5 separate regions of the Homo sapiens genome follow, and regions 2, 3, 4 and 5 are each linked to region 1. A link is a loop called in an ENCODE intact Hi-C map of the cell type or tissue named here. Cell type or tissue: Calu3. All regions are shown on one strand.

Region 1 (5,000 bases):
TTATTCTCATGTCTTTGGGACTGCATAATGTCTTATTTGAGGGGTTACTGACACATATCCTAATGTATTTGTTCAAATTGAAATTGAAGAATATTTTAGTTGATATAGTTTGTTTACATCTTGCCCACTGATTATTTCAGGGTTGATTTCTAGAAATATAATTGTAGGGTTAAAATTAACTCTCAGGGCATCTCTTACATAATCTAATAGAATTTATTAGAAGAAATTTATAAACCAGTTAACGTGTAAGAAATTTATACATTTAATTGTGACCCTTTTATACTATTTGAGCTCCTGATCTTACCTATAAGTAAAAAATAAATTTGAAAATAATTCTGACTATTGGAATTAATAATAATATGATATTTCTAAACTCATTTTTAATTTTTTTAGCAAATCTGTCATTTTCAGCTGGAAAACGTCAGGGAAAAGACTGTACAAATCAGTAATTAAAGAGAGTTGAGTAGAAGTTGTGCGCAAAAGTGTGAACAGGTTAAGGGATCCAAGAAAGGATGGTGAAGCACCCAGGATCTAGCAACAGAGAAAATTGTCACCACTCCTAGGACTGACAGGATGCAGGGAACCCAGGCAATTCCTCCAGGCAAATTGTAACCACGGGAGAGAGATTCACCGTTAATAGCATCTGCATAGGTGAGGCATGCAGACATGGAGTAGCAGGGAGAGAAAAGGGAGAAATATACATTTTGACTTCTTTCTGCCTCTGCCCACCAATAACTTTGTAGAGGGCAAGGAGGTCAAGATGATAAATTTTAAAGAGGTCAGACTTACAGCGTAGAGCAGGATAGAAAACAGTCTGGCTTTGCATTAGGGGGATATTCAGCAGGGTTTACTTTCTTTTCTCCCCAGCATGTGTAATCTTGTCCTTTCTCTAGCCCATTTCTCCACGTGGGAAACATACAAAGTCCCAGTAGTCTCACCATATCGCTGTAAGGGAGTTTCAGTTTTGTCATATCTTTACAGAACCATGCCTGGAGCATTACAAACCACCAGTGCTCTTTAAGTACAGAAGCAGAGAAAAAGGGGGAAAAATAACTCATCAAAGAACTACGGCTGTTAAAGTCACCACTGGTGTCATGAAAGCTAAGTTAGTAATTAACTGTAGCTTCCTACACTGGCATCCATCCCATACCTCCACCCCCTTACTCTTTGCCAACAACTTTTTGCTTGTTGAATTTTTCTTTTCTTTTTTTTTTAACCTAGTGTGATGATCCAAGTCTTAATTCCCATATGATTGATATAATTATAGTATCTTTATTTGGTGGTTGCAATATCCAATAAACCAGTACTATTAGACATTTGAGTACTAGAATGCACCCAGGTGAATCCTCTGGCTACCAGACACAGTACCCATGGCTATCAATAAGTCTTTTTTTCTGAGTTCATAAAAGTTAGTCCAGGGAGATGCATTTTGGATTCCAAGATGCAAAATGGTCCCCCTGAAGAATTGTGCCATATCGGGACCTCAGCAATGACCTCTGCTCTTGGCAGTTTTGGCAAACATCTGTATCCAGATAAGCCTTGTGAGGGGAAGACCATTAGCTCGCATTGACTAAGTGAAAAACCATTTAGCCAAAAAAAAAATTCCTGTGCATAGTCTCTATACATGTCACCACAATCATTGTGTACATGAATTTCTTGAGCAAAAACTGGGAAGACTGGAGGAAAGACCTTGGGGACTAGAAAAAGAGCTGACTGTTATAAAAGATTTAAGAGCTCTCTCTGAGTGGCATTTATGTGGAACAAAAAAATCTGCTTCCTCTGAGTGTATTCCTGGAGGATCATCTACATATCTCTCTCACTGACTTCTTGTCCCAATCATTTAGTCTTGTTCTTCCCATGTCCATAACCAGCTGGCCAGCATATCAACCCTGGCCATGACTCAGGGTCTATTTGTAATTTAAGTCATGTTGCCTCCCACATACAGCACATTATGGGATATGCTGCCCTAAACTCTAATAGGATTTACCTTTATCACTATGTTTCAGGGTTACCTCTGAAGAGGTTCATAATGCAATGGAATTCATTTCTGACCTATCCATAAACTTGGGCTGTACTTTCAATTGTATCTTTTTCACCATCTGAGGCCCTACCTGTGGGTTGAGGGAAAAGTGGTACAACAGTATGGCTCAGCACCATGGGCATCTGAGTCACTCACTCAGTGTATTTGTCTTCTCCAGAACTTCTTGGCCTTGATCTTATATATACACATTTTATTTAATGATGGTATGTTCCTACACATTAGAAATCACCCAGTTTATAATGGGCAAATTGGGCTGCCTGGTTTCTTGGTTTACTCCGGTCAGGCTTTGGGGACAAGCTGGATAATATTTTTCAGTTGCAGAACAGTTGATGGCAAAAGAGGAATGTGTCTCATGTGAATATCCTAGAGATTTATATTATATTCTCCTACTGGGTCTTGGATCATAAGGCTCGCATAGCCTGGCTGCTTGCTTCTCAATCTGGATCTGGTGCAGGTCTTTTGTTTGCTCCACGCCCAACCTAGACACACAGTTTTATGAGTTATTCAGTACTAGATGGGAACAGCACATCCAAATGACGTTCGGGTATCACACTGTGCTCCAAACTAACAGAGTTCCTAGAAACTTTACCAACGTGACACATCCCAGAACTTTTGCAGGGTTTATCTTCTATTCTCTCACAAGTAAAAGAATTACTAAGTTATAGAGGTAGTATTAGGGTACTGCAATTATTATTGTTATTATATAAGCTTAATACCCACCGAAGGAGAATTGGGGTCCAAAAACCTTTAGTTAAAATGTACATTTTCTATTACTGAGAGATTAAAAAACAATCTGGACATGTCTGTGTGTCTGGTTGTTTGAGAACTCCGTGGGTTCATTTGTGCCATCCGAAATTATCTTGATTTGGATTGCTGTTTGGCGCCACCTGGTGGTGGCCGTTTGACCTTTTTTTTGTATAGATATGGGTCGTTCTGGCTCCTGTGCAACCTACTAGGACAGTGGCTGTAATTCTAGGAATTTCCTCAAGTTAGTTGGTGCCAGTTTTATCAATCTGATCTGGGGAAATCGACCGGAGAGAGGGGTAGGGATGTGGGAACTCTCTTGATCCCTGTCATTCCCCTGTTTAGCCTTCCTTGCCTAAGTTACCACAGTCCCCAGATAAGAACTTTTGACACCCACTTTTGAGAACTTGACTGGGAAGAAATAAGAGCCAGTCACACATCACTGTTTATATATCTCCAGTGAGAGGACTGATGGGTGGGCTATCACAAGATTTTAATAGATCTATTTTACCTTACAATTTTTTTACTTCAGGACTAACTCGCAAGAAATGACAACAATAAAGAAAATCATCCAAATTTCTGAAGTGTATAAGATTTATAAAATTTACAAATTATATAAGATGACTTAAATAGACATTTAATGAGCCACTTTGTGTTAATATTTTCTATGTTTTTGCTATAGTAAATAGTAAATATCTTTGGAAGAAACATTTGATTTTTAAAAGTCTGAGCATTTTATTTTAAGATTAAGTTTTTTCAAGGTCCAGTATTCTTATAATTTTTATTCAATGAGTGACACAGCATAATAATATTTTATCAATCGGTTTCAATAGGTAACCCAACTTAACAAGTGCTTCTTCAATTTCATTCTCAGGAAAAGTCAGTACTTTAATGAATCTAACAGTATATTTCCAATTAGAATTTGGAATTCACTTTTTCCACCTTTTAGTTCTGGCCCTAAGAAACTGATGCATCTTAACTTACTCCACCCATCTTCTTCAACTTTATCCCAACAATTTTGAAACATGCTGTTTTGATTGTTGTTTTGCTTGTATTAGTGGTTATTAGAGGTGAGCTTCTTTTTTTTGTAATGGGAAGTAAGGATATGGTTATTTCATGGAAAAAATGATGCTTCTTTCATGTGTCTTTGTGTTGCTAAAACAAAATACCACAGGCTTGGCAATTTATAAAGAACACATACATATTTCTCACAGATCTAGAGGCTGGGAAATACAAGATCAAGGCACTGGCATCTGGTAAGGGTCCTCTTGCTCTGCCCCCATATGGCAGAAGGTGGAAGAACACAAGGGACGTATGAACACTGTTCTCACATGGCAGAAGAGTGAGAGTGAACTCACACCCAAAAGCCCTTTACATAAGAGCCTTAGTTCATTCATGAGGGCAGCACCCCCATGACTTAATAACTGCTCCAAAGACTCCATCTTTTAATATGCCAAAATGCAGATTAAGTTTCAACATGAATTTTTAAGGGCATGCATTCAATCTATAAGCAATAGAGAAACTTTGAAGACATGTTACCCTCTTTGGAAACTGCAAATGCTATTCTAGAAATTTCCCCTAGAGGCCAAATAGGCACTTCATCTGCCTTAAAAGTTATATGGCTATTTTACAAAATGTTTTATTACTGAATGCATGGGTTTCCATATTTCCAAACTGCTGTATCTATTTTCATACTACCTCCTACCTGACCAGTAAGACAATGCACACATTTTAGATTTCTTTTATGTAGGCACTCCACTGCAAGATAGCAATATCTGCCTCCATGAGATTGGTTAGGCTACAGTAACAAAAGGTCCCAAAGTTATCTCATTTCAATTAAAGTTTCACTTCTGTAACATCCAATAGTATTTCCAAGTTCAGGGGGGCTTGTGCTCCAGTCACTCATAGCAACCCATGCCAATGCAGCTTTTCCCTCTTCAGTACCTGACCTTCCAGTGCCTTGGAGAGCACCATCTCAGCTGAAGTGGAAATATATCACAGAGGATGGTGAAGGAGAGATAATTATGGGATGAGTCTAAAATTGGTACACATTGCTTTTATTTATGTTCTATCAATTAGAATTCAGTCACACGGTTATAATTCTTTAGAAAAGAAGGTCGGAAAATGAAATGTTCAGGAGAAGAAAAAGTGATATTTGGAGAATGCTCAGTAGTCCCTAACACACATTTTAATTTTTGGTAAATAAATACCTTTA
Region 2 (5,000 bases), 270 kb before region 1:
TTATCGTGGTTGTATTTATGATGTCTAAATTGCATGCTTTGAGATTGAATGAATGACATTAGTATTTCATAGATATGTTACTGGTCATTTTGATAGCATGCCCTGTGAAATAACAAAAATGTGGCTTATTCATTAGAGATTTGCAAGTAAATTCTACAATTTCATTTTTAATGATTGAGTATAGGGACTAGGTGGGTTTGTCTTATTTTGTTTTATGCTAGAAAACTAAAAATAGGAATAATTAATGGCTAATTTAAAAATATATTAAAATTTTCTCTAACACTTAGAAGGTACTCAAAGTCACCCCTTGGTCTATGATTTCCAATGTTGTCTTGCATTCTGTTCCAAACTCTCAGAAACTTTGATCATTAAAAATACACAACAAAAACAAAGTATTCTATTTCCTTACATGTAATCAGATACCTAGTTTTTAAATCTATTTTTATCTCCCTGCCTTCTCTCCCTCCATGTTTCTCTACTTAAGGTAAAGCTGGTTTGTAGACTTTTCTCTGCCAGGGAGAGAAACAAGAAAACAAGTTTAAATATGCCCCATATTGAGCACTGGAATTTGTAAAATAATTTTGTGTAAAGATAAAGGAATATTTTACTGATGAGAATCTTCAGGGGAATCTGCGTAGCATTTTTCAAAATGTAGTCTACAAACACCTGTGGGATAATCACCTGGGTATATTATTTAAATGTAGATTTCTGGACCCCATCCCGAATATCTGAAGGTCAGGGTGGGAGACTGGGATGGAGTACTGAGAGAGTGATAAACCTTGGATTCTACATATTCATTAATAATTTTCCTTTACACAGTTTTTTAAGAAAAATATCTGTTGTAGGATATTTTACACATTGGTAGAAATGTTTTTAAGTAAAAAAGGAATGGTAATATTTGTAAGCCAAGTTCTTCCTATCACAAACTTCCACTGTCAGCCTGATTTCAAATGAAGAATTATGCAAAGGAGCATACAAAATCTAGCAAGGTAAGGCCTTATAGGTTATTAAAATCTAAAATTCTAAGTCTACCTATTTGGACCAGAAAATTCTTTGTTATTGGGAACTATTCTGTGCATTCTAGGATGGTTAGCAACATTTATGGCCTCTACTCAGTAGATGCCAGGAACACGTCCACCTTATTGTGACAATCAAAAATGTCTTCAGAGAATGCCAAATGTCCCAGGGAGTAAAACTGCTCCACCTCTGTTGAGAAACTCAGGTCTAGGGAAATGTTCACAGGAAACGGATTTCTTTTTCTTGTACTTTCATCTACAAGTTCTATTTTTTGATGACTGTGAAATTTGAATAATCTGAAAAATATCTAACATTCATATAGTTGTTTATATTTTCAACTTTTATTACAAGTAGCCTAAAAAAGTTGGTCTACTTTTGACAAATTGGCTTTAACTGGAAAAGCTAATATTCTTTTTTGCCTCCCCGATCTATCAATCACCCTTTTATTCTACCAAACCATTATTTTGTCCTTCAATATTATTTTTTGGCTAACTAAATTGAGAGATTTTTTTTTCATGGTTAGAAATGGAGAGTCAAAAGTTATTTCAAACTAAGCTATTCTATTACATATAAATATTTTTTGTCCTTCCAGAGAAGTATGATACTCTGCAACCTTAATTAGCTACATTGCTAATAAATTATTGACTGAGTGTAAACAGTGGTAAAATTAGCCTAGTAATTTTATATTAAATCCCCAGTCTTCCATTAACTTAATTTCATAATTTCTCATTGGTACCACATTCAGTTAATGGTATATCGAATGTTCTCCAGTGTTTCAGATATGCATGAGCCAAAGCTCCCAAAGTCATGACACTCCCAGTCTCAATATGAGCTTTGCTGTTTCTTGGATCTACACAACTGCCTGCTGGTATCCCTGGGAGTTCCATTGAGGACTCAGAGGAACATATGGCCCTATGTATTGTGTCCTAGGTTCATAATGAAGAATAAGCACAAAACATGTCAGAATTATGCTGCACTGTCAGGAAAATTCCAATCAATGTAAGCTCAGCAGCTTTATTCTCTAGAAACAGTGTTCTGTCTCTAGAGAGCCACCTACGTGGGCATAAAAATGGAAAACAGCAGCAGTATATGCATTCTGTGAGCTGGCGTCCTAGAATGTTTAGTGGTTTTCTTAAAACTGCTTTCTGATAAATCTCCATGAAATAAATTTTTTCTACTTCCAGTAAAATAAATTTAAACTTAAAATAGTTTCATGTGCAAAAATAAAGTGTTGGTTGTATTTTAAGGATGAGAGGAGCCTTTTTTTCTTAATTAAAAATTTTTCCCCAGGATTAGTAGACCTCACTGTTGTATAAGTATTCAGAAATCACAAGGGGGCACTCTTTTACTAAATACACCAGGAAAAATGGTAAGATTTCAGTGTGTGACTTTTTTTAAGTGTTTTTTTTTTTCATAACAGTAGTTCTATTGATATATACAAAATACTATTTTTAATGATAAATTTAGAATATTCCTCACATGTTACTGTGTCCATAAAAAAAAATCTCAATTCACTAACAATTGCAGCACAAAGGTTAAATAATTGAACTCCCTTTAAAATTGTACTACAAAAATAATTTTCTCTTGAGAATGAGAAAATATTTCCATTGAGAATAAAAGTTTTAGAATGTATGGAAATGACATTTTTTTCTGCTTATACTTAGAAATATATTAATGAGTTTTCCATTTGCAATGTTTGTTTGGTCAGCTAGTAAACATTTAACATTCCATGAATTTTACATGATTTAAACATTTTAGCAGGAATGCATAATATATTTTACTTTAAAATGAAATTGTATTGTTCTCTTTATATGGTGCAAATGTTATCTGGAGTGTTTCAGAGATGGTAATGATATTTGAGGATGAACCAGATAGAGTTTTTACCGTTATGACAACATTAGGACTAGAAATATGAGGTAGTAGGAGTAGTAATAAACTAAGTGTTTCACATGAGTATAAAGCCAACATTATGCTAAGTCATAAGATAATCTATTCCTCTTATTAATAATCATAAATAAAAATGAAAAATAGATAATAACTCTTACAATTTTAATTTTAACACGTTTTATGTGAAGAGGCTAAGAGTATTCCAAGATGAACAATAAATGACAAATTTATTGATGTGGTATTACCATTTTAATTTAGGATGATTTCATTAGATTTCAATTGTTTCAAATGAATGATTTAAATGAAAGTTAAGCCAATCAATGAAAGAATTATGAATAATAAATATAATCATGTTTCCAAGGAAGCTACCTATAATATCTAGAGAAGAGCTTAGAGTAGTTAAAAAGTTCTAGGAGAAGTAAAAAGAATCCTTAGTAGTTAGAAAAGGTAGGTGGGGCAAGATGGCTGACAAGAAGGAGCGGCGATCAGAGGCTTCCATCAAAAAGAACCATAATAGCATGTGAATCTTGCCCCAACAACCAAGCTATCCAGGTTTTCTCATCAGAACTGACTAGGCGGCTGGTATGATCCATGGAAAGGAAGGAAGAGCAATGTGGTGCCATGGCCCACCTGAGAGTCACAGAGGGCAGAAGAGCTCCCACCCCCCAGTCAAGGGAGGCACCTTCTTGAGTGACATCTACAGGCGTGGGAGCAAATCAGATGAATAGGGCCTGAAGAGAAAACCCAGCAAACCACAGCAGCTCTACAGAAAAGGGACCTAACCATTGAAAGATAAACAAACATACAGAAAGCAACAACAGCATCAACAACAACAAAAAGAAAAAGTCCCCACAAAAGCCCCATCCAAGGGTCAGCAGCCTCAAAGATCAAAACTAGACAAAGTCATGAAGATGAGAAAGAATCAACAAAAAACATGCTGAAAACCCAAAAGGCCAGAATGCCTCTTCTCCTCCAAATGATAGCAATGACCCTCCAGCAAGGGCACAGAACTGGACAGAGGATGAGATGGACGAATTGACAGAAGTAGGCTTCAGAAGATAGGTAATAAAAAACTCTGCTGAGCTAAAGGAGCATGTTCTAACCCAATGCAAAGAAGCTAAGAACTTTGATAAAAGGTTAGAGCTGCTAACTGGAATAACCAGTTTAGAGAGGAACATAAATGACCTGATGCAGCTGAAAAACACAGCACGAGAACTCTGTGAAGCTTACACAAGTATCTGTAGCTGAATCAACCAAGCGAAAGAAAGGCCATAAGTGTATGCAGACTACCTTGCTGAAATAAGATCCGAAGACAATATTAAAGAAAACATAATGAAAAGGAATGAACAAAGCCTTCAAGAAATATGGATCTATGTAAAAAGACCGAACCTAAGATTGATTGGAGTACCTGAAGGAGACGAGGAGAACAGAAACAAGCTGGAAAGCACACTTCAGAATGCTATCCAGGAGAACTTCCCCAACCTAGCAAGACAGGGGAACATGCAAATTGAAGAAATACAGAGAACATCACTAAGATGCTCCACAAGAAGATCAACCCCAAGACACATATTCATCAAATTCTCCAAGGTTGAAGTGAAGGAAAAAATGCTAAGGGCAGCCAGAGAGAAAAGCCAGGTCACCTACAAAGGGAAGCCCATCAGAGTAACAGCAGACTTCTCAGCAGAAACCCTACAAGCCAGAAGAGATTAGGGGGCCAATATTCAATATTCTTAAAGAAAAGAATTTTCAACTCAGAATTTCATATCCAGCCAAACTAAGCTTCATAAGCAAAGGAGAAATAAAATCCTTTCCAGAGAAGCAAATGCTGAGGGATTTCATCACCACCAGGCCTGCCTTGCAAGAGCTCCTAAAGGAAGCACTAAATATGGAAAGGAAAAACCGGTACCAGCCACTGCAAAAACACACCAAAATATAAAGACCAATGACACTATGAAGAAACTGCGTCAACTATGCACAAAATAACGAGATGGCATCATGATGACAGGATCAGATTCACACATAACAGTATTAATCTTAAATGTAAATGGGCTAAATGTCCCAATGAAAAGACACAGACTGGCAAATTGGATAAAAAG
Region 3 (5,000 bases), 210 kb before region 1:
TGTTTTCAACAAATTTCACAACTTGGAGACGTCCCTGTGGAGCTGCAGTATGGGAAGCTGCCAGTGAAAGCTAGATGTGAAAACATGCTCTGAACATTGGAGAGTCAGCCACAAAATAGACGTATTTGGGGGGGAAATGCTGTATAAACATAAATATATGTGCTTCCATAAATCTAAAGGTGACCATGTTGGCCTTAGATGGTGCCAGTTATTGAGCTAAAATGTATAGCAGATGCTGAAGGGGATGAGTGTTAGAGCATTATTCCTCATCAAGTATTTTGTAGCTAATAACAACTATCTTTTTAAAAGGTAAGTTACAAAGGTTAGAAGGTCATTTTTACTTTTAGAATTACTGACTTCTGCCAAGTATCAGTTTCTTGTAAGAAACAATTTCTGTGCTTTCCCTATTAGACTTAAATTTAGAAATAATGAGGTTTTAAAACATGATGAGATATTCTTATTAATAATAAAGTATTTCTTCAAATTTTGAGGAAGAGAGCTAAGGATGAGAGTGTGGGAGGTCAAAGGACCAGGGGTCAGGAAAAGGTGATAGTGGAGAATGGACCACCTACTATTGTCTTAATAAATTTACTAAACAAGAATTTAAATATGTAAACTACATGGTAATAACCCTCTGTGAACAGGCAAAAATAAATATCTTTGAAGAATTAGCACACATCTATATTCTTAAAGTTTTCTGACATTTGTTCGTGTCAATCAGGGCTCCCATGAATTGCAGTAGTATGTTCCGTGTTTTTCTCCACTAATTGCATTCATCACTGTAGAAATGGGGGGAATTGAGAAAAACATCTTTTTCTGAGTTAAAAATAGTAATAGAAATTTCTTTCCTATATAAATATTACACTTATATTTCCTACCATACATATTATACATTTATTTTGAAATATTACATTAAAAAAGGAAATTAACATTAAACATTGAGTTTGGTCGTTTTGTTAATATAGATTGCAAAATGTTAGACGAGATTGATATGGAAAATGTGTACTGCTGCTATTCGAATAGCTTCTGAAGTTTTGGAGGCTACAAGAAATGTTCAAAGGTCGTAGCTTTGGGAGATGTAGTTTTGGCTGAAATCTCTAATAATTCAAATAGAGATTCATAATGTTATTGCAGTCTATTGGCTTGCAGACATTTCTTGATTTATGTGTAATATTCACTTCACCTAAATTCTCTAAATATGAGAGATTCTCTGTATCAGATTTTCTCTACAAGGGGCTAATTACTGATTTCCTTCCAGTTTATTTAGAATATGTAGAAACGACATGGAAAGCCAAATATTTTGTCATAAATGGAAGTTTGGAATACAAAATTGGTGTTCGGGCTTCAAAACTGTCTTATTTTGCAGGAGGGAGACAGTAGGCTTTTAAAGTTTCCGATTCAGGTTCTACGTTCTAAAATAAAGCTGCCAGGGAGTTTTTATAAAGGGAAAAATGCAGCTACAGTATGTAGGAGATATAGGTGTTCTCAAACGCCCTACCTCGTTATGCTTCTGTCTCTCAAAACAAAACACACACACACACACACACACACACACACACACACAAAGGAAAAGAAAAAAAGAAACTGCAACCTTTAACATGAAAGTTTGCTGTCGGTAGTAATCCAGAAGCTCACAGCAAACTTTAAATTTTCTGAAATTAAACAGATCTCCCAAGACCTTGTGGATAGATGGCCTTTCTTTAGGGAGGAGCTGAGTTCAGGAGCTTTACAGGGTAGGAAGTCCAGGTATTCTTATTTATTAATGCATAAAGTTTTCCTCAGATCTTGTTTCTCACGTCTGCCTGACAACCCTGGAAATTGTGGAGCAGAGGCAACTGCGAGAGATAGTACACTTTGTGTTAAATCCAGGAGCAGAGAATGAGCAGGCTGTCTCGCGAACATGAGAACCTCTTCTGGAGGGGAGAGGTTACAAAGCAGATAAGGATTCCTAGGCTAGGAGCTACCTCGTCCTCTGGCTCCAGCCAAGCGTCCTATCCGGAGCCAACTGTAGCTGGGATCCAGCGAGAGGAAGGTGGGATAGGAGGAGGTGGAAGAGGAAAAAAACGGAGGTCGGGGAGGGAGGGGGAACGGAGGGGAGTAAGCTGGAGATCCGCGCGCGAAGGGAGGGTGGAGATGGGGGGAGCGCGCCGGGCGCAGGGAGCTGAGTGGACGGCTCGAGACGGCGGCGCGTGCAGCAGCTCCAGAAAGCAGCGAGTTGGCAGAGCAGGGCTGCATTTCCAGCAGGAGCTGCGAGCACAGTGCTGGCTCACAACAAGGTGATGTGCCAGGAAGCGGTTTTGTGCCCGCTCGGGCTGCTGCGGCTGGGGCTTGCTTCCTTATACCCACCTCTCCTCCTCTGGGTCTGCGTGTGTGTGAGTGCCCGGCTTTTGGGGGTAAAGCCTGCGGGGAGGGGACACGCTTGCCTCTGCTTGTCTCCTCCTCCCTCTACCCTCGTCGTTGCTAATGCATGTTTTCCAGGGTCGCTCCTGGCTTCGTACCCCTTATTTGACACTGACATGCCCCCCCACCCCCCGTTGTGTCTCCTCTCCCAGATGCTCAAGGTGTCAGCCGTACTGTGTGTGTGTGCAGCCGCTTGGTGCAGTCAGTCTCTCGCAGCTGCCGCGGCGGTGGCTGCAGCCGGGGGGCGGTCGGACGGCGGTAATTTTCTGGATGATAAACAATGGCTCACCACAATCTCTCAGTATGACAAGGAAGTCGGACAGTGGAACAAATTCCGAGACGTAAGTTCCGCGCACCCACATCCCCGGGCACACGCGCGCGCTGCTCCGAGGCGGGGGCCGCGGCCGCCGGATGTGGGTGGGGAGTGGGCTCCGTTTTCTGAGGAGAGGGGTTTAGGGAAACGCGGCGGCGCAGGGCTGCTGGAGAAGTTCACAGTTCCGCTGCCCCCTCCCAGCTGGTTCAAGGGCTTGTTTCTTGGATGCACAGGAGTTCAGGTCTCACCAGGTTCACACTCTTCCTCCCCCACCCTGCTCTCCCCTGTGCCCCCTCCCGGCCCACAAAGGTTACAAAGTGCTGGCTCTAACCTCTCAACTTTTGAATGGTGTTTCTGGCACTGGTAAACACAGCAGATGTGCCTTTGCGATGTATCGCTACTAAAGTAACTAGGATCGATCCTGTCACTAATGGTCCATTAAGGAATTTGAGGGAGGAGGTAGGAAGATGTAAGATTTATAAATGCCCGCTCTCCAAGGGTGGGAGGATGTTTGGCGGCACCAGTAAGGACTCGTTGAACGCTCCCGCTTACATAAAATTGTCGATCAGATTTGTGCTTCGACATGACTTTAATCTAGAACATCTTTGCAATGCATTTGATTATATTTTATTCCAAAATGAATCACTGCCTTGAACTCTGCGGGAAGAGGTTGCGAGGGCGGGAGGATTGCAGGTGACAGCGATAAAAGAGTTAAACCATAGACTCCCCTGGGGAGTTTTCAAAAGGGTTATTAAGAGGGAGCCAGGTTTCCACACTTGAAGCTAGTGGCCATGGCTTGCCAGTCATTTTTATTTTCCTCACCTGATCTGAATGGAGCCCAGTAAGAGCTGCTCACGTACAGAGCACGATACAACTGGAAGCCTTGAATTTGGTTGTCCCAGTGAGGAGGCCGCCCTGTTGGCTGAATACCGCCCCTAGCCCACCCTTTAAAACGCGGAAGGCCTGAACTGGAGCGAGAGTGGTTCCTAGACACATTGCCAATCCTTACCGTGACATTTGAGAGAATTTCTCGTGGAGTCCATCTGCAGTGCACTACGTGGAGATGAGTTAACTTCTTTCATCAGCTCCGACTCAGTCACCATTTAGGAAAATAAAAGGGAGCCTAGGCTAGCTTTCATCCTGCCTCCTCTAACCCATTCTCTCAGCCTCTCCATGAAGTAGCTGACAAGCCAAATCTAGCAGAGGGATTCCTGAAGAAACACAAATTTTTACTTTAAAATTAGGTTTAGCCATTTGATTGAGAATATTTAATGGAGAACCTTGCCTACATACTTCATGAACAAAGCTTAAGCATCATTTTATTGCTAAATAAATGCCCTTATAAAAGCATACCCGTTGCATATTTGTTTTAAGTTTACACCAATATTGAGTACAAGCAAAAAGGATAGCGAGTGAGATATTCCTAAACCTAAAGAAAATTTGTTTATCATGCCCTCATTTGGCAAAATCAAAAACAAAAACGAAAATTGAACACTTCATCAGTATTTGAACAGTGTTTGACATTATGACATTTCATTATTTAATGGCTGCTTTAAAATCTTCTAGAAATGAATTTTTGAAAGACCTCCCAACAATGGGATATATTTAGTAGGTAATACTGGTTGCATGCTGTTTTCTATTTGTTTTGGGTTTTTTTTTTTTTTAATAAAATCAACTACACAAGATTCCTCGCTGGGAGAATTGTAAGAGTATTACTATCTTCAATGAGAGCAGAGATAAAAGCTTTCTTCTCTAAAATGTATTTTAAATTTTGAATAACTTAGTATTCTCTTATTTTATTCAAATTACTTTATTAAATTATTGAGGGACTTGGACAGTTTGTGAATGTGTTTGACTTAAACTATTGAGACAAGCTGAGTTGCCTACTATAGAGCTAAATATGCTAGAATTTATGGAGTCAATTTCTATAGAGATGGAGATTTTATTGCTATATCATTCTCAGTTATTCTAGGATCTCAAGGAAAAAGTCCATCAAAATTGTACATAAATTTTAAAAAGGATTTACTGATACATTTTATGCAAATATCTGTTTTGAAGTATATGCAACACCTAAAAATAAATATTGATTTATTTGAAAAACTTTCATCAGGTTTTAGTATTACCATTTTAGTAAGACAGTTATGTTTTTGCAAAGATGACTTCTGGAGGGAATGGAGCGGATAAATGCCATCATTTTTTACCCTTGAACCACCTGTTGCTTATTATTAACATGATGAAAGGTATGCTGACAGTGTGGTTTCTCAAATAATAATTCAGAATGCATAAT
Region 4 (5,000 bases), 1.1 Mb before region 1:
GACATATTCTGATGTTCTAAAGTCCATTTAAGATTCATTCTAGTTGGAAATTTGCACTGACCCTTTCCAATTTGTAGCAATAGAAGTCATGAATAAAAATAATTAAATTTTAATTATTTTTAAAATTATATGTCCTAATCCTTGTAGAAGAAATTTAATTAAAAGTCAAAGAAAAAGTAACTTACTATAAACATTTTCATCACTTTGAAAATTAAATTCTAGCATATTAGTCATGTGCATTAATTTGAAACAAATTTCACATCCTTGGAATAATAATTTTCATATATCCACACAGAGATTAGTAGTCAGAGGATCATTATCACTAAAGAAAAAATAAGATGCTGCTAAATTGGTCTCATCTGAATATTTTAATAGGTAATATTACAATTAAAAGCAAAGTATATTAAAATAGTAACAAGTGTTTCTGAATCATATTTACCTTTTGACTTATAAATACTTTTGTTTTGAAATAAACTACATATTGTACATCTTATTTATCATCAACATGATTAACCTGTAGTAGGGAAAACTCAATTCTTACGGAACAAATGTGGCAATAAGTAGAGATTTAAACCTGATTGTTCTTTTGTTGGAATCACTAAATAAAGTTTGTATTATAATATGAGAATATTTTGTTTTCAATGTATACATATAATAGTCTTATCCATTGAAATAAAAAATAGGTTTTTATGGAAATACAGGATTTCATAAGTAATTTAAATGTATTATAATTTATCTATACAGTGTGTATTGTCATTTACCATGAAAGATTATACATAAATTACTGTGATGAAGCTATTTTTCCATTGACATAAAATAAGATTTTAAAGCAATGAATGTGCCAGTTCTGTTCTAAGCACTTTAAATGGTTTAATTCATTCCTTGAAACAACCCTACAAAGTAGGCATTGTTATTATTTCATAATACAGATGGAGATTCCATAGATTGAAAATCAGACTTCGATAATTGAAAGGACTCACAAGACTTCAAAGAGCATCCTTGTATAAGGCTTTCAGTAAAGGTGAAGAACACAGTTGAGTAGGAGAAAGGGTTGAGGCAAATATTAGGGACCTGCTTATCAAAGTCCTTCTTATATGCACAGAACGTGCTTCATCTCCAGTTCGGGCTTCCGTTTGTGCAGTGAGCCTTGTTTTGGGAAAACTTCTTAAAAGCATTCTGGTGGAATCTTTTATGTCCTGTAGTTATGTAGCTAAGCCAAGGTGAGTAATCAGTAATAGGAGTTACCTGTGTTATTTTGGGAGGTATTTGGGGTTTACTTTGTGAGTGATGCACTTTGATGCCCACCTCCAATTCCATATCAAATTTCAGATTACGGGGTTCCTTTATTTTCCCATTATCTCAGGCTATATGCCAACTCTATTGGTTTTTACCAAAGAATTGGCAAGAGTCATTTTTGTTATTATCCAGTTCCTCTGGTGCCAGAAGAAACATGACTCATTTCTGCCTATTAAGCAGATTTATCTTTTTACCTCTTCACCTAAAGTAAGGTCACTAACACTTCAACAATGGGGTTGCTTTCTAGACTGAATTTTTATTGTGTTGGTCTTCCACCCTTGGGAACCATCTAAACTTCAGTTACTTGTTTGACACCCTTTGGCACCCTTGGAAACTTGTCATAGGGACAAGTTATGTCCTTACACAATTCCACAGGGAGACTTAATGTACATGTTCATTTGATGAGGAAATTATTTCCTTCATTTGCTTCCATGTAGGAATGATGGTATGACATAACCCACAACCATAGGTATCTCATATCTCAAAATAAATTTATATCCTATTGTAATAAAAACGATTTCAATTAAAGCCCCTATTACAATAACAAGCCAATGATAGTTTTCAAGCGATGCTTACCTTGAAGTTGAAATAGGCTACTTTCTAGTCCCAAATACCAGCAATGACCACTGGGTGTCAGTCAAGGGCTTTTGCCAAGTGCTTCAGTCAGCATGGCTGCTTTGACTGGACATTTCCAAAATCATTGGAACATGGAGGTAATGAAGTTACCATGTGCTTAGTAAGGTCACAAAGACCTGATTGTGCTAAGTTTCTTTGAAACTGTAAAAAAAATAAAAGAAGTGCTGTTGCTCAAATTCAGGTTATTTTTTTCTTGGTAATTTTGTGAATAGCAGTTGATAACATTTCTCAGATGTTGTATGTGAATTCTCTAGAAACCAAAGAACCTAATCAAACTTTATATTGCTTGCTTTGATTTTGGAGTTCACAGAGAAAATCATTTATTTTTTGTTTTATGAGGGATGCCCTAGTCTCCTCTGTTCAAGAGATATCAAGGAATTTCACCATTTTTCTGAGATATGTATTGTATGATAGTTAATCAGCCATCTTCTGGAATCATATGATTAACAAGCGTTTATAATGCAATTTTAGCTTAGCGTTGAGATTGATACATAAACAATATATCATTACTATCACAAATAGCAGCACTCTCCAATTGATTCAAATCTGTTTCATCTCATCAGGTACAGCAATAAGCAGGAGAATTTAAATATCTTTGCGAGAGCATGGTAAATGTGTATTTTTCCATCCATCTCACACGAATGCAAATTGGCTTTAAATTTCTTCATAAGTAGAAATGGAAAAGAAAGCATTAGTCAATTTGGTCACAGAATAATAGTGTCCCTTAGTTTGTTGTTCCGCTTGAATAGTTAATACGATACTGTGCACTACTCATGGCATGAGGGTTATTATTTATTATTTCTGTACTCTATAGTGAATCTCTGGGTTTCATCATTTCTTCCACAGGCTGTTAAACAAGGAAATTGTGGCTATTAATATACCTACATCTAAAACATTTTTAATTGAAAACAAAATTTCTTTATGTGCCTCAGGTATCCAAACCTAGTCTATTCTAATTGCTTTAAATTGGCCACTTGAATGGGCTTAGATAATTTTGAAATTTCCCATCTACTATGCTCCAGTAAAAAAGGATTAAAAACAGATTTGCAAGACAACCTTTTTCCTAATAACCTGGGTAAGATAAGAGTCCTGCATTCAGACATTAGATCCATTCTAACCACACATTCTGGCAGAGTGAGGCAACAACCTTACATAACTTTTGTTAATAAATGCCTATATTTTAGCCATACTTTTGTCTGCTGTTCCTTGGAGTTGCTCACCGTATCTCCCTAACTCAATTCTATTGCCTGTTAACTTTTCCTTAACGGGCTTTGTATGATGTTATATTGGACACCGGTGTCCAGAAAGCCAACTAAATTTCCTTCACCACCCTCGGGCCATTTTACTCACACCCATGGAAACAGCCTTGGATCCCTGGCTGGGGTGTTGAGTCAGGGGGCTCTGGCCCTCCTGTCATCCAGAGTCAGAATCTTCTCTTTTTCCCCATACAATTTTCATGGGCATTGACACTCAGGGGATTATGAATTTCTTTTGTACAATAATCAGATTCTTAAAAATTTATTGAGACTAAAATAAATTGAGCAAAACTGTCACAATTCCTTTATAGGTTGAAAAATTGATGGAGCAGCCAGACCACCTAATCTTTACATAGCAATTCATGACAATTTTAGTGTTTATAACATCTGTCTTTTCCTTATTAATGTTATTTTTAATCAACCTTCTGAACACTAGTATTCAGTTTAAATTTTCTCAGGACTTTTTTTTACCCCTTTTATCCATATTTCCTTTTCTTTTTATTAACCCTAATCATTTTTCCATCATTAACCCTTATTTGCAGTACTTGGACAAGGAGTCCTTCCATAGTTTCACTCATCCCATCTTATCTCCGCAATAATGAAGTCAAATAAGGAGTCCAAGCAGTTGTAGCTTCTTATAGCATCTATCATATCTTGACCAAACCTGTAGAGTTAGGAAATTTTTTAGAATTACTGCAACTAATAAAAGTTACTTATGTTCTCAACAATTCAGCAGCCTCAGAAATATTCCATTTAAAACCTAAGGGTGAATTTGGGGAATTTTCCTTTTCAAGATTTATGTTATTTACCTTTGATTTTATACAGCTTAATGGATTTGGAGTTTACTCCTTCTATCCATGTTTCCACAAAAGCTACAATAAGTGAGGGTGCTGAGTAAGCACTAACATGCCTGTTCATTTGACAGTATCCAATAGAGTTCTCTGACTTCTCATGCACAACACTGATTTCAGTAGAGGTTCAGAAGTGAGTTGGCGATCAACTCCCAAGTGGCTTAACCGTTTAACTAACTACCCTTGCATTTCTGCGGTCTTTGAATTCGCACCCCCATGTGACCTGTGTAAATGTGTTGTGATGCTCGTCTCTGCTGAGGGGATATTTTGGTTGAAACAGCTATCTTCCCCACTGCCTTTGGGCATTACAGTCAGGATCACATGCTGTACATCTGTGGTCATGGAAGCCATCGACTGCTTTCCTATTATTATCATTTTCTCTAGAAAAAAGCAGGGTATTCTTGGTTGGCTTCTCCTTTTGAAATTTCTTTTTTGTAATCCATTTAGCTCCCTAATTTCCAAGCCAGGAATTTTCCTCTCCAGCATCCACTGACAGGAATTTCTTCTCAGCAACGGTTGCAATATTTGTGATACTCCACATCAGAGATGGGCAGAAAGTCATCCTGCAACAGTAGTTCCTGGCTTCCCCACCCTTTCTCATTCTTTTATTTCCACTTTTATTTTTTGAGACCTGGTCTTTCTCTGTCACCCAGGCTAAAGTACAGTAGCGTGATCTTGGCCCACTGCCGTCCCTGCCTCCTGGGCTCAAGCAATCCTCCCTTTTGGGCCTCCTGAATAGCTGAGACTACAGGCACATGCCACTATACCTTGCTAATTTTTGTGCTTTTATTAGAGATGGGTTTTCACCATGCAGCCCACACTGGTCTTGAACTCCTGGGCTCAAGCAGTCTGCCCACCTCAGCCTCCGAGAATGCTGGTATTATAAGCATGAGCCACCATGCCTGGCCCCTTTCTCATTCTTAATTCTCCCAAACAGAAACTTCATCATTACTTAAAATTA
Region 5 (5,000 bases), 860 kb after region 1:
GTTGTAAATTCACGTTTTAAACAAAATGAAGTCAGCAACCTTCAAAGAACCAGTAGAAGGAGGCATAAAGAACAGTCATCTTTTTCTACCTCAAAACTTCTGGTTTACCTCAAACTCATTCTTTTCCCTTTGCCTGTTGAACAGGGATGTCTCTTTCAAAAGAACAAGGTTGCAAAACTTTGGAATGACAATTGGTATTTTCTGTACCATCTCTCTCCGGCCTCAATCAGCCCCTTTTACACCATAATCTCATATCACTGAAGAAAATTAAGTGGAGACATAAAATCTAGCGCTAGAAAAGATCTCAGAGAATAGTTGGACCTGGGTATTCCATTAAAAATACATCCCACGGCCTGACAGGTGACATAAATGGCTGTTGCTGTGTAACTGTGGAAGTAGAGTTCGTGCTCCTTCTGGAGGTCCACTCATTGTCTAGGTGACCACCTGGCTCACTGAATACAAGTTTAATAGTGTTACATATTCAGATGTTAAAATTCAAACCATAAATCTACAGTCGTATACAAGTTATTTCAATTTCAAGTGTTTTAAACAATTTCATTCCAATAACAGCAATGACAACACCATTGTCTAATGAAAGGTCTAGTGGAAACACATATGGAGAAATATCACTGTCCTCAGGATTGCCAACTTGTGAACTCTAGTCTGCATCCTTACAGTTATCTTACAGTTGAGGAAACCGACATCCGAAGAGGCAAAGAGATATTCTAAATCCAAAAAGCAAGTTAGAAGGAGAGCTAAAATATGAATCTCAGTATTACCCGCTGTTTTAGTGTCTGTTTTTTTTATACCTTATGGTATCACCTCTTTCATGCTGCAGCAAAGCAGTAGATATATGACACATAAGTAAAGAACTAGAAAAAAATGTTCATTGCTTACAATCACTTAATAGTTGAGAGAACAGGCTCTAGAGCCAAAATGATTTAATATATATGCCAGTTGCACCAGCTTCTACTAGTTCCTGTGAACGTAAACTCTCTATTACCCAGTTTTCTTCTCTCCAAAGAAGGAAAAATACTGTCCTTCTCTTTGGGTTGCTGTAAAAATTAAATTATTTAATAATATATGTAAAGTGTTTATAAAACCACTTGGCATATATTACTCTTAATAAATGTTTACTGTCATTATCATCTCCATCATCATCATCATCGTAGATTCCATGGCCTCAATCCTGCTATGTTCTCAAACTGACCTTTTGCAATCTCATTTCAGTCTACAACATTTATGTTACCAGGGCCTCCTCAAATACAGCAAGTTTACTTCTACTTCAGTGTTCTTATACTTGCTGATCCTTGCCTTGTAATTCCTTATTCGCTGCCTCACTTAGTTCAGATCTAGGCTCAATTGGTGTCTCAGGCCGGGTGTGGTGGCTAATGCTTGTAATCCTAGCACTTTGGGAGGCCGAGGCGGGTGGATCGCTTGAGACCAGGAGATCGGAACCAGCCTGGACAACATGGTGAAACTCCGTCTCTACTAAAAATACAAAAATTGGCTGGGCGTGATGGTCGGTTCCTGTAATCCCAGCTACTCCGGAGGCTGAGGCAGGAGAATTGCTTGAACCCAGGAGGCAGAACCCGCAGTGAGCCGAGATCGCGCCATTGCACTCCAGCCTGGCAACAAGAGTGAAACTCCCTCTCAAAAAATAATAAGAAGAAATAAATGTCACCCTCACATGTATGTCTTCCAGGACTACTCTTGTGAAACTAATTATACTATGTGATGTCCCAATTATACTATTTGATGTCCCATAATTCTGCATTGTTTTACTTTTCTTTTCTTTGTTTTTTAGACAGAGTCTCACTCTGTCACCCAGGCTGGAGTGCAGTGGCACGATCTCGGCTCATTGCAAGCTCTGGGTTCACACCATTCTCCTGTCTCAGCCTCCCGAGTAGCTGGGACTACAGGCGCGTGCCACCACGCCTGGCTAATTTTTTGTATTTTTAGTAAAGACGGGGTTTCGCCATGTTAGCCAGGATGATCTCGATCTCCTGACCTCGTGATCCACTCGCCTCGGCCTCCCAAAGTGTTGGGATTACAGGCGTGAGCCACCAAGCCCGGCTCTGCATTGTTCTTCTTAATGGAACTTAACATTTGTGAAATTATATAATATATTTACTTGTATCATTTTTTGTCAGTCTCTGCCTGCTACCTTTAAATGTAATTTCCATGAAGATGATAATATAGTTTTTGTTCAGTAGCCCCAAGGTGTAGAACACCATATAGCATAGAGCATAGAGTAGGTATTCAATAACTATTTGCTGAATGAAATAAAGACTGACTGAATGAATGGGTGCCAAATGAAACTTTCTGAAAGAAGCAAGTGGACGGTAAAAACCCTGAGTAACATGTAGCCCCTAAAGAAGATTTTATATGCTAATATAAATATCTGAGTTTGCCAACTGACAATGACCGTGTGGCTTTAGATACAAAGGTGTTTGGAGGATTTTGTCTCAAGATATTCTGTTGTTGATTTTTTTTCCTGGCAAAAACAAAATGCTTAAATATTGCTTTCTAACAACCTTTTTAAAGATGCATAATTCAAATGAGACAATATAAACAAATTATATATAGTTTTGAAAATATTTGATAGTTTGCCTTCTTGAATGCTATTACTTGTATTATATCTTCTGCTATTCATCCATCAAGATCTCAGAGATGTTTGCAATTTAGCTATATCCAAAAGTGATTAGTGGCAGCTGCATTTTATAAAACCATTATTATTAAAAAGGCCTTGACAAATATAATTTTTTTTCTATTATTTTGATTCTACCTTTAATTTTTTCATAAAAATACTGCTCTTTGCAGAAGAGAAATGATAATGTTTCCTTAAAACAACGTGAACCATATCATAGAAAGCCAGAGAGTATATGGTTCCGACTATTTCAGTAAAAGACTCTGAGCTGAACAATTTTCTGTGTGTACAACGTTGCTGAAAGACCGAGCAGGCTATGACATCATTCACTAAGGGCATTGGTTTGGAAGAAAAAGAGCAATACTGACATCTAGCGTTCATGAGTTATAAGACAGGGAGGGTGTTTTACTTTAAAAACATGCATTCTAACGAAGAGCATGTATCACATTGAGGGAATAGGCAGAGACCCCCTTGTAGACAAGTAAAATAATCAGCGCCAATTCATGACACAACCTCTGAATCATCTAACAAAGTGTTTATATTCTTGAAAAACACAAGAGTTTGAAACAACTGTTTACTGCTGACAAAAAAGCAACTAGATGTCCATAGTCAGTTTATGTGGGCTCAGACTTTTGCACCCACCAAGTGAAGACAACTAGTACTGGGACAATAGAAAGAGAAGCTAAGAACATGGTAGAGATTGTGACATAAGCATTCATTTTAAATCCCTGGAGTGGTAGGCATCCGTGAGATGCCAACTGCTGAAGCTACTGAAGTTAAAATAGTACAACATGTGTTCTCATTGTTCGACTCCCACTTATGAGTGAGAACATGTGGCGTTTGGTTTTCTGTTCCTGTGTTAGTTTGCTGAGAATGATGGCTTCCAGATTCATGCAGGTACCTGCAAAGGACATGAACTCATTCTTTTTTATGTCTGCATAGTATTCCATGGTGTACATGTGCCACATTTTCTTATCCAGTCTATCGTCGATGGGCATTTGGGTTGGTTCCATGTCTTTGCTATTGTGAATAGCGCTGCAGTAAACATACAGAACACATGGACGCAGGGAGGGGAACATCACACACTTGGGCCTGTCGGGTGTTGGGGGCAAGGGGAGAGAGAGCATTAGGACAAATACCTAATACCTATAGGGCTAAAAACCTAGATGACAGGTTGATAGGCGCAGCAAACCACCATGGCACATGTATACCTATGTAACAAGCCTGCGTGTTCTGCACATGTATCCCAAACCTAAAGTAAAATAAAAAAAATAGTACAACAGCCCACAAATGCCAACTCTGAGGACTCATCTACTCACTTCAGCTAGCTGCAAACTCTATTCCCTCAAAGGATCAAATAATTCCACTGCCTTAAAAATAATACTTGCTATGGAAAAGACCTTAAGTGGAAATTTACCCTGCCTTCTAGGCATTATTCCACAGCAGCGCTTTCCTGCATACTCCAGAACTCTTCAATAGGCATTTGAATAACTTCGTCTGCTGTCACTATTCAGGAAAGGCATCAGAAAGAAGCTACTGGCCAGGTTATCGTTTAAATGAGGCCATGAGGAAGCATAGTCTGGATATACAGGGATTTCCATTTCACCCATTTTAAATTTTCCTAGAGACATCTACAGAAAATTAGTATGATTCAAGAACAACGTGTCTACATTTATTTTCTCTGGCTCTGGTTTTATTGAGGTATATACCTGCACTGGATATCATTAAGTGTGCCAGAGGGAAACTCGAGAACCAGAACTCTCCTTTCCTGCCCCCAAAACAGTCCTAAATCCCCATGTTTAGCTCTACTACCTTGGAAAGTTATACAGTCAAGTTTCCACCCTAACTGAGGCAGCTAGAAACAAAATGACAAATGAGAACTATGTACTGAAATCAAATACATACATGAAGTTGCTCTGTAGTAGGGAAAGTTGTATATGTTTTCTTAATCATTGTATTTTATTTACTTCTTCATAATGAACACAGGTAATTCTCAGATCTCACAGACGTTTCTCTTTTTTGAGTTTAGATGTGTCTTCCATGGTTACAATCTGATAATTAAACAGAATAACTATTATATTCTGAATCAGATTACATTTGGAAGGTGATCACCAATTGCTCACAAAAGTTCTATTAAAGAATTCCTCCTGTTTGGCGAGGCACAGAGGGCTCTGAATCAAAAGAACCACCTAACGATAGTCCTTGATGTATAGTGTGTCTCTACAAATATTACCTAATACATTTGCTCCATTTTTTAAAAACAAATATCTGGCACAAATATTGTTGTGAACAGATGCTAATAGTCATTATTTCAGAGACCTTCCCTTGTTATTAAAATATAAACAAACAC

What was found. Hi-C counts contacts between places; a loop is a spot of excess contacts. Peaks named below come from ENCODE experiments on the same cell type or tissue, not always from the same donor. Only the 100,000 strongest peaks of a DNase experiment are listed, where the experiment ranks them.
Region 2: a loop joins it to region 1, with 11 times the contacts of the local background. A loop is called at or near these places in 63 of 110 quality-filtered maps.
Region 3: a loop joins it to region 1, with 3 times the contacts of the local background. A loop is called at or near these places in 13 of 110 quality-filtered maps.
Region 4: it touches region 1 in a loop (9-fold over the local background); 50 of 110 quality-filtered maps call a loop at or near these places.
Region 5: a loop joins it to region 1, with 5 times the contacts of the local background. A loop is called at or near these places in 16 of 110 quality-filtered maps.

Annotation. Positions count from the first base shown.
Region 1 is chr4:167,019,673-167,024,672 of GRCh38, reverse strand. All of the region lies in intron 3 of SPOCK3 (SPARC (osteonectin), cwcv and kazal like domains proteoglycan 3), which reads left to right. Among named protein-coding and RNA genes, the nearest start is that of SPOCK3, 210 kb to the left of the region's middle. In Calu3, no CTCF peak of the experiment used is centred here; a DNase peak (open chromatin) is centred at 2,922.
Region 2 is chr4:167,288,234-167,293,233 of GRCh38, reverse strand. No RefSeq gene overlaps it. Among named protein-coding and RNA genes, the nearest start is that of SPOCK3, 56 kb to the right of the region's middle. In Calu3, no CTCF peak of the experiment used is centred here; no DNase peak of the experiment used is centred here.
Region 3 is chr4:167,231,726-167,236,725 of GRCh38, reverse strand. SPOCK3 (SPARC (osteonectin), cwcv and kazal like domains proteoglycan 3) reads left to right here and starts at 2,232. Exons shown (of 11, transcript NM_001040159.2): 1 at 2,232-2,276; 2 at 2,553-2,741. The coding sequence starts at 2,553. In Calu3, no CTCF peak of the experiment used is centred here; a DNase peak (open chromatin) is centred at 2,235.
Region 4 is chr4:168,074,143-168,079,142 of GRCh38, reverse strand. No RefSeq gene overlaps it. Among named protein-coding and RNA genes, the nearest start is that of ANXA10, 16 kb to the left of the region's middle. In Calu3, a CTCF peak has its summit at 1,914 (motif pointing right); a DNase peak (open chromatin) is centred at 1,942.
Region 5 is chr4:166,164,036-166,169,035 of GRCh38, reverse strand. No RefSeq gene overlaps it. Among named protein-coding and RNA genes, the nearest start is that of TLL1, 290 kb to the right of the region's middle. RefSeq lists an enhancer at 2,905-3,199. In Calu3, a CTCF peak has its summit at 2,974 (motif pointing left); no DNase peak of the experiment used is centred here.